Linked DNA regions of Mus musculus: region 1 is linked to region 2. A link is a contact called in ENCODE Hi-C or POLR2A ChIA-PET data. All regions are on one chromosome and are shown on one strand. The core of a region is the stretch at or near the end of the contact, and the rest is flanking DNA. Distances in the headings are between cores, read along the strand shown. Region 1 holds the start of Zfp647 (zinc finger protein 647). Region 2 holds the start of Zfp7 (zinc finger protein 7).

The links. Hi-C counts contacts between places; a loop is a spot of excess contacts on that map. ChIA-PET counts read pairs that join two places held with the same protein, here RNA polymerase II (POLR2A).
Region 1: POLR2A ChIA-PET joins it to region 2 with 22 read pairs in embryonic stem cell. The contact joins the promoter of Zfp647 here to the promoter of Zfp7 in region 2. A Hi-C loop is called at or near these places in 1 of 37 maps with a recorded cell type or tissue (Patski). POLR2A ChIA-PET finds 5 or more read pairs at or near these places in 4 of 5 experiments (Patski and embryonic stem cell).

What each region holds. Positions count from the first base shown.
Region 1 is chr15:76,921,898-76,926,889 of GRCm38, reverse strand. It overlaps Zfp647 (zinc finger protein 647), which reads left to right and starts at 1,442. Exons shown (of 5, transcript NM_172817.3): 1 at 1,442-1,514.
Region 2 is chr15:76,877,988-76,883,021 of GRCm38, reverse strand. It overlaps Zfp7 (zinc finger protein 7), which reads right to left and starts at 3,769. Exons shown (of 5, transcript NM_145916.3): 1 at 3,669-3,769; 2 at 2,240-2,283; 3 at 1,784-1,910. The coding sequence starts at 2,242.

The DNA.
Region 1 (4,992 bases), core at 193-2,692, 46 kb before region 2:
AAAAAACCTGGCCCCCTCTGGGGCACACACACTTTAAAAATCCAAGAACAAAAACCTGGAGGCTCCATCACCCTGATCCACAAGAGCTGTTCTTGCTCCCTATCTCCCAGACATTTCCTCCTCCAGCCCCATGCTTTGTGTGTAGCCTCAGCTGTCCTGGAATTTGTTCTATAGACCAGGCTGGCCCCAAACTCACAGAGATTGGCCCTCTGACTCTGCCTCTGCCTCCTCTGCCTCTGCCAGTATTTTGTAACAGAAGACACGTAACCACTACAATTAGAGAAATAAAAATTGAAGCCATAACGGAGGGTAGGATCGAGTGCTACTGAGATACTATATGCTTATACTAGAGTCCCTGACTTTAATTTCCAGCAGAGAATATGTGTGCATACAGGGCCACTAAGGGTCAGTCTGAGGAGCTGCGCACCACGGTATTTTGTTGTTTTATCTTTTGAAAGGGCTTCTCAACAGGTCAGAACCTGAAGCTTGCCAGTGACTCTAGACTGGCTGGCCAGAGAGCCCTACACAGCTCGGCCTTGTTCCGCCTCCCCTGTGCTGGGGTTCTAAGCAAGCACTATTACACCCAGCCTTTTCACATGGATACGAGTGATTAAACTCAGCCTCGTGCACGTTTGTCAAACACCCAGTCTGTTGTACATTCCTCTAGCCCTGGAATAACTCAATTTTTTTTAAAGATTTATTTCATGTATGTGAGTACACTGTAGTTGTCTTCAGACACACCAGCAGAGGGCATCAGATCCCATTACAGATGGTTGTGAGCCACCATGAGGTTGCTGGGAATTGAACTCAGGACCTCTAGAAGAGCAGTTAATGCTCTTAACCGCTGAGCCTCTCTCCAGCCCCGAATAACTAAATTTCTAAAAGCCTGCTTACACCAAGTGTGGGCAAATACAAACAACAATTGGAACTGTCATACACTGCTAGTCTAGGGAATGTGTTGATGAGGACACAAGACAGACTGGCCGTCCCTTAAGAAGTTGAACACACACTACACTGTAAACTAAACCCAAGCAGCCCGAGTCAGCCTGATGGGTCTCGAGACCAGTGGTCCAGGCTGCCTGGCCACCAGGGAAATCGCTAGAGGGCAAGCACAGATCTTGGCGGAAGTGACCGAAGGCCCTCGGGAGAAGAGGGGCGGCAGGGAGGGGGCGAGGCCGGGAGGCACTCGGATTTGTAGGGACTGCGGCCGCCGCTTCCGCTACAGCCTCAAAGAGCAGGCGCGGTCCGGGTCAGCACGCGGTCTCTCTAGGCACAGCGGAGGCCTACGCTCTCGGTGGCCCCGGGGCGCAGGGCATCAAGTCCTGCAAGAAGAGCTGGAGGCGGACGGCCATCCGATCCTCCCGCGTCCCGGTCCGGGACTTGGGGTGGGGGTTGGGGGTGGGGACCTAGGGGCGGGGTCCCCTGAGATTGACGACTGCGCAGACGGGGCGGGACGGCCCCTTTGTCTTAGGGAGCCGAAGCTGCCGCCACAGGGCGAGAGGTTGCGGCAGATGGTGAGTGGCGCTCTGTCGGCTGCGCGGGACCCTCTCCTTCATCCGCACCCAAAGCTCCGCGCCCTCGCGTATGCCAGCCCTTCCCCCCGATGGATGGCTGCGGCCGGGCTGCTGACCCAGGCTGCACCCTCCGGTCCCTCGAACCCTCCAGGCCCCTCCCCGGGACCCTTCGCGGTGGCTCCCGCTAGCCCGGTCCGGAGTTCAGACGGTTCTGATGTGCATACGGTTTCCTACTGGTTGGTTAATTTGGTTTGGCTTGGGCAGTGGATGAGGTTTTGTCTGGTGAAATAACCGCGTCCCAGACTGCCCTGGAAGTCCTGGGTTCGCACGATCCTCTCCCATAACCCGGACTACAGTCAGGGCCACCATACAGCATTTTAAGTCCCATGCATCCTCAGCAGCGAAGGACATTTCTTGTCAAACTGAAGGTGCTCCGCTCTGCTCCCCATTAGCCCAGCTTCTTCTTGGATTTGTTTTATTTTTCTGCTGTTGCTCTCTTGTTACTTTGCAAAGGCCCCTTTTAATGGATGACAACTTCTCTAACGTGGCATTTTCTTGTTTAATTTTTTTATATGTATTTATGTGCTTTGCCTGCGTGTGTATCTGTACTGTATATCATGTGCATGCCTGGTGCCAACGGAGGCCAGAAGAGGGCATCGGGTTCCCTGGAATTGGCTGTGAGCCGCCATGTGGGTGCTGGGAATCAAGTGTGGGTCCTAGACGGGGGAAAAAAACGTGTGCTCTTAACCGCTGAGCCATCCCTCCAGCCTCCACATGTATGGCTCAGTTAGACACCTGAATCTGGATGTGCTGATGAGTGCTGCCATCCCCATCTCTGCCGCTTAGTAGCTTACTTGGTGAGTTCCAGGCCAGTAAGAGACCGTATTTCCCCGCCCCCGCCCCCCCCCCCCCCAATGGTGAAAGGTTTCTAAGGAATAACACCTAAGGTTGTCTGCTGGCCTCTATGTGCTTGCTGATGTGTAGGTACGCACGCACACACAGGAAAATTGTATACAATAATAGCTCCCTTGTATGTGGGCGATGAAGTATGGGCACAGCTGTATTCTCTAAGGCCAGAGAAGGACATTGGATGTCATGCCCACTGGCCCATCTCCCCAGCCCACAGTAGTTCTTTTAAATGTTACTCTGCCTAGCATCCTGACATAGTGAATGCATAGTGACACTAGAAGCAGTTTCCTGTGGAGCTCTCTAGAATGATTGGAATCAGGCACTCCTACTAATGCGTGTGGACATTCCTGTCACTAACATAAAAGGAAGGTTCCCCTGAGCTCCACTATAGAGATACTTAAAGCTGGGTGGACATTAGTTCTGATATTTTGCACACTGGGGATTTCCTTGTAGGGGACACAGAGAAGTGGAATGGGACTAACAGGTTAGAGCTAATAAGCCACCTTACCACCATATAGGTGACCAGTCCCTGGGGCTTTCTTGCCATACAGATGTTTCAATTTCCACCTCTGCGTTTGTCTTTTAGCTGTTTGCATTCCTGGTCAGATTGACCACCAGCTTGTATTCTTTTTCTGTATGTTAAAAACACACTTCCCTATGGGTTTTTTTTTTTTTTTTTTTTTTGCTTTCTTGTTTGTTTGTCTGTTTTTTACTCCATTGAGAAAGTGTCTTCTTTGATTTTATTTACTTATTTTACAACTAGAAGGATCTTGGTATTGGTTTTGTTTTATGGGCAAAATATTTCCCATTACAGTATTTTGGCTTCTTGCTGTGTTTTAAGGGGCTTCCTTACTTCAAGATTATTTTTCTAAATAATCCGATTTTGTCTGGTACTTGTAGAGTACTGATTCTATATGGAATTTATGTAGATAAGGGATGAAATTAGAATCCAGCTTCTCTCCTCTCCCCCTCAATCGTCCCCACTAACAGTATCTGTTGGATACTTTATCTTTTTGCTTACTTGAAAACGCACCGGTGTCTTACACTAAATTCTTCCCTGTGCTCGGGCCTATTTGGGGAGGAATCTTGTGGTTCTCAGATGTGTCTATTTTATTTTGTGTGTACAGATGTTTTGCTTGTGTGCATGTCTATGTACCACATGTGTACAGTTCCTGAGGAGACCAGCAGAGGGCGTCAGATATCCTGGAACTGGAGTGACAGATGGCTGTGAGCCTCCATGTAGGTGCTGGGAATTGAACCCAGAGTCTCTAGAAGGACAGCCATTGTCTCTGCCCCTATTTTGGGAGTTTCAGGTGGTTTTGATGTGCATAAGGGTTTTTTGTTCAGTTGTGTGGTTGGTTGCTAGCTTTTTGAGACAGGGTTTCTCTGTGTAGCCTTGGCTAGCCTGGAAGACATCTATCTCTGTAGAGATAGATGTCTGGTGTCAAACTCACAGAGATTCACCTGTTTCTGCTTCCCAAGTGCTGGGGTTAAAGGCGTGTGCCACTACTGCCCAGCATACATTAGGTTTCTTATTGGTTGGTTAATTTGGTTGGTTAATTTGGTTGGACTTGAGGTGTGGATGTGGAGTTTTGTTTGGTGAACTCACCCAGTCTTTTTTTTTTTTTTTAAGATTTATTTATTTATTATATGTAAGTACACTGTAGCTGTCTTCAGACACTCCAGAAGAGGGCATCAGATTTCATTACAGATGGTTGTGAGCCACCATGTGGTTGCTGGGATTTGAACTTGGGACCTTCGGAAGAGCAGTCGGCGCTCTTAACCACTGAGCCATCTCGCCAGCCCTCACCCAGTCTTTAAAACAAAAATAGATTTGTTTAGTATACCACAAAGTGCACAGGAACACGGCAGATAGAGAACTGCCTGAGTATACTGTGGGCTGTGGGCTGCCAGACTGGTCAGGGATGGTCATGGGTAGAGAGGGTAAGTCACTTTGTCTGCAGCTTCTCGCTATGCAAACGAGGGCAATTCTGGTATGCAGTTTCAGGTCATTCTCTTTGGCTTTTGTTCCATGGTGGAGCTGTGGCTTTTTGGCCTGAAGATGCTCTCTGGTCCAGGCGTGTATTGGAAATCCATTCCCTTTCTGGTCTGTCTCCCACGCAGACTTTCCCCCACAGTGTGTGCCTGATTTCCTTTGAGACATGATTCCTGGGTGGCCCCTGCTGACCTGGAGCTCTTAAGATCCTCCTGCCTCAGCCTCCTCGGTTCTGGGATTACAGGTTTCAGCCTCCATGTACAGCTTGATGTGTCTTCTTTGTCATTTTTTAAAAATCTCAAAATCTTTTGTCTTGGACCCACTTTGTGGCATTTTATTGAGGATTGTGTAAAGATTTAATTTTAATATTTAGCAAAATACTTAAGCACTTAGTTAATCATCTGTTTTTCTAGCAATTTTGAGTCTCTCCCCGAACAAGCAACTGTGCTCATTTCTGTCCCTGAACTGTTTATTCTTCTCCTGCTTCTTTTCCTTTTTGCTTGGTTGGTTGGGTTTTTTGTTTATTTGAGACAGAATCTTCCTATGTAACTTAGTCCTAAAGCCACCAAGATC
Region 2 (5,034 bases), core at 2,520-5,019:
TATATATATATATATATGTGTGTGTGTATGACGATCAAACACTGAGAAAATGCAAATGAGGGCAAGGTCAAGACTGGGCAGCAGAGTGAGATTGGTGTCTCAAAAAGAATAAAATGTTCAGCCACTTGGTGTTGAAACTCATTTATTATAGAAGCAGCAACTGCAGGGAAAGACCAGCAGAGCTCCTTATGAAACTCAGTAGCTGGGTTTATATGGGTTTACATATGTATATGTATGTGTATGTATATGTATATGTATATATATATATATATATATATATTTATATATATATATGTGTGTGTGTGTGTGTAAAATAAAATATATATAAAAATTCTAAGGTGTGTATTTCAGGTGCTGTATTTACAACAGGTCATTTTGGTTCTGGTGAATCTAACACAAGATATATTAAACACCTAAACACCACAAGTCAATTAGTTACAGCAACCACTGAAGAAGAAAGCAAAGGAGCTGCACAGAGACATGATTCTAGAACTCACACAGTAACAACCAGGGACAGGACAGGACAGGAAGGACGCCCGAACCCTCAAAAACCAGTCAGACAAACAAACAAACAAACAAAAGGATCTTAAGTTGTTTTACTTTCTTTGTTGTTGTTGTTTTGGTTTTGATGTTGTTTTCTTTTTTTGTTGTTGTTTTTTTTTTTGTTGTTTTTTTGTTTTTTGAGACAGGGTTTCTCTGTGTAGCCCTGGCTGTCCTGGAACTCACTTTGTAGACCAGGCTGTCCTGGAACTCAGAAATCAGCCTGCCTCTGCCTCAGGAGTGCAGGGATTAAAGGCGTGCACACCATGCCTAGCCTGTTTGGTTTGTCTTCTTGCTTCCTTTTTGCTCTCTGTGGTGCTAGGCACTGACAGCTTTAAATGTGAGGCTCTACCATTGACCTGCATATCCTCCAGCTCTTACTACACCCTACTGACAAAACCTCACAAAACTGGATTTTGCCAGGCTGGATTGGATGAATGGTTACAGGCCTGCTCTAATGCTGAGAGAGGTACCCGGTAAACCAACTACACCCCATCCCTACCTCCCCTCTCCTGATCCACTAGCCCAGGCATCCTCAAGAACCCAGGACACTCTCTCCTGTTGTAGGTACCACCATCATGTGGGGTCAACTCTGAAGGCGACTCAGTAACAGGTGAGATGCACAGCTGCCAGCAAGTAAGACATTCCATTCTACCACAAAGGTGAAGCAAAATACAAAGCTGCCTGCGCTAGAGCAGCCTGCAGGGAAGGTAGCAAGAACAGGAGTCAAGTCTGATGGCAAGGCAGACTGAAAGCATTGACAGAGGTGTCACTGGTTCCAGAACAGGTTTCCCTGGAGATTCCTCACACTAACAAGGATCTTTCTTTTCCTTCCTTCCTTCCTTCCTTCCTTCCTTCCTTCCTTCCCCTCCCTCCCTCCCTCCCTCCCTCCCTCCCTCCCTCTCTCTCTTTCTTTCTTTCTTTCTTGGTTGTTGTTGTTTTGTTTAAGCTATTACTTCAAGTATGGGTTCCAGTTCTCACCTGATAATTTAACAGCATGGGAGAAACCGGTCTGACCGGTTCCCAGAGGTCCACTTACCTAGGGCTCTATCACCTAGGTGATGTGTGTAAAGCCTGGAGCTAGCCTGGCAAACTCAGATTCAAGGTTTAGCCCCCAAGGCCCAAGCAGTTAGCACCACACACACACACACACACACCCACCCCCCCACCCCCCCACCCACCCCCGTCTCTGACACGTGCCCGGGGTTTGGAGCAGACCTGGGGGGTGGGGGGGGAGCCTCACCTAGTCCTGCCACGCTGCTGTGGTTCTCCAGCATCACCTCCTTGTAGAGGGCCCTCTGACCAGAATCCAGACACTGCCACTCCTCTCGAGAGAAGTGCACAGCCACGTCGCCAAAGGTCACCGCCTCCTGTAAGGACACACACCAACATCCCTATAATATGGTATACCTCAAACAGGTATGGTATACCTCCAGCAGGACTGGATCCTTTTGGCTCTTAAACCTTATGAGAAAAGAAGGGACTTAATCCAAAGGAGTGACCTTATGCCCCTCCCCACTGAACAGACACAGCTAAACTCTGGTCTGGGCGGACATTTATTCACCCCCTCAGGGACCAGCCTGGCCAGAGCCACAGTAAGGGTCAAAGCTAGGTATGCGATCAGGCCCAGTGGAAAGGGTAGGATGTGGGGGCTTGACAGGAGTGGAGAGGGAATACAGGCAGCAGCCAGGCTCCCTACCATGAGATCTGGAGGGTGGGATCCGCTTGTCCTGAGTCAGACACCTGTGAGAAATCATAACGAGATCAGAGGTCAGAGGGGAGGAAGCTCCCCAGTTCCCAGGGTGACTGGAGGGGCTCTGTACCCCACTGCTTCTTTACCACCCAAGCCAGACGCACAGACACACCAGACTGGGCAAAGGCTGATATTTGAATATCAGCTCCTGAGCCTTCTTGTCTGTGTTGTGTGGGAGTAAGGGCTGGAGCCATGATGTACAGCTGCGGCAGGTGTGTGTGTGTGTGTGTTGTGTGTGTGTGTGTATAAAACACACCTTTAGTCTCTGAGTTCGAAGCCAGCCTAATCTACAGAATGAGTTCCAGGACAGTTAATGCTACTCAGAGAAATCCTGTCTCGATAAACCAAAAAATAAATGAATGAATGAATGAATAAATAAATAAATGGCTGCCATAGGCCACACATTCAACTGAACAACGAGGGAGACTTCATGGGACATCTAGTAGAAAGGACAACTAAGATCACATCAACAACAGTGCTGAAGTACGGGGGGACTAGTAAAGTGTTTAAATGAGAAACGCTGGTAAAGTTTAAAGGATGCCTTCCCCCAGGGACCTAGGCCAAGCTGGTGGCTGAGGTAGGAAACGCACTTCAGGATCTGAAAATGGGACCAAGTGAGCCAGTGTGTGAGCCAAAGGAGAGAAGATAAGGAAGAGTTAACTGGAGGCAGTAGCAGTCAGGTCCAGGAAAAAGAAAAAAAGGCCTTCAGAAGGAAAACAATCCCTGTTCACCTGTACCTAAATTCCAGAACGAGCTACAGCTGCCCTAAGTCACAAGGATGACGACAAAAAAGGATTCGAGAAGTCCCCTTCTGCTAAACCAAAGCCCTTGGGCCCCTCCTTGCACACACAAACACCCACCTTCAGGTCAAAATGGGAGAGAGGAAGCTACTTTCCCAGGTAGCTTTTGGCCCAGGTATCTGGCCACTGGCTAGACTGGCCAATTAGCAGTGAACACTAGAAAAGAATTCTCCTCTCAGACCCCAGCATTTGGACTACCAATGGGAAATCGCGGTCTCAGATACAGAAGAGCAAATCCTGAGATGCCTTCTGAGTCCGCAGGCGTGACCGACTCCAGGTCATTCAGGTGCAGAAATGAGAGAAGAGATAGTCCCAGAAAGTGATTACTCACGAGGAATGAGGGAGGTTGCACCCAGCCCCAGGCCTGGAGGGAAGCAGCCTTGCTCAGGTTCAACACTGGAGCCCGGGAGCAGGCTAGAAGAGCTGGGATGCTCGGCTATTCTACTCCGCTGGGATCACGTCTTCGGCCAGGCATTCACAACAGCACCGAGCCGCCCACGCCTTCCATCCTTTTGGGGAGTAAAAGCCAAGTGTCCCTTGCCCTAAAAACAAGGAAAGCGACTGCGCCTACTCACCTGCCCCGGCGCGTGGTGGATCCCAACAAGAGAGCCACCGGAAAGGGCTTTGCAAGCTTATCCCACTGTGCCCCACCCGGGCGACTTCCGCTCGCTGGCCAGCGCGCCCCGTTTGTTCTCTAACTCCGCCCCCCGCCAGGTTACAGGGGTGGGGGCGGGGCCAGAAGTTGTCACGGCCCATAAAGGGCTGGGCTAGAGACTGAGAGGCAGGGCCGGGAAGTGTGGCTGAAGGTCACCGAAGGCCAGGCACGACCAGGAGGCGGGGCCAGAGGATGCATTTCTGATGAGAAAGAGCCTACCCAACCACAGTCTCACTACCAACCCCAAAAAGCTTTACCAAAGGCTTTCCCTTACCAAAAATCCCTTTGGGTCCCTGAACCTTAATGATAAGAGTCTTGAGGAGAAGCCGGGTGTGGTGGCGCACACCTTTAATCCCAGCACTCAGGAGGCAGAGGCAGGTGGATTTATGGGTTCGAGGCCAGCCTGGTCTACAAAGTGAGTTCCAGGACAGCCAGGGCTACACAGAGAAACCCTGTCTCAAGAAACCAAAAAAAAAAAAAAAAAAAAAGCTGGGCGGTGGTGGCGTACGCCTTTAATCCCAGCACCTGGGAGGCAGAGGCAGGAGGATTTCTGAGTTTGAGGCCAGCCTGGTCTACAAAGTGAATTCCAGGACAGCCAGGGCTACACAGAGAAACCCTGTCTCGAAAAAACAAACAAACAAACAAAAAAAAGAGTCTTGAGGAGAAAGTACATCTTAACTTCTCAAGAATGCCAGCTACTAGCCGGGCAGTGGTGGCACATGCCTTTGATCCCAGCACTTGGGAGGGAGAGGCAAGCGGATTTCTGAGTTCGAGGCCAGCCTGGTCTACAGAGTGAGTTCCAGGACAGCCAGGGCTACACAGAGAAACCCTGTCTCGAAGAAAAAAAAAAAAAAAAAAGAATGCCAGCTACTGAATAAACCTGATTTTTTTCCTGTCAATTCTCCTTGCCCTAACATGTTCTTCAACTGTCAGAGAGCCTAGGCCTTTAGATTCTAGTAACAAGGAAACACTAGCATAGAGAGAGGGAGGTTGGCAGAACTAAGTGAAGGATGGAGTCACTGGTGATAAAGAAAATGTTTCAAGGAGGATAGAGGGCCTATTGTATCTGCACTACTGAGCGGGTGTGAGGGGAGAGGATATAGTCCTTGGAAAGTGGCAAAGAGGGAGCTATGAGAAAGGAGAGAGTGTGTATGCACATTCACATGCGTGTGTGTGTGTGTGTCTGTGCCTTGAGTGTGTGTATGTTTGTGGTTTGTGCATGTATGTGTAAATGTCTATGCTGTGTATGTGCTATTTGTGTGTGTGTGTGTGTGTGTGTGTGGTAT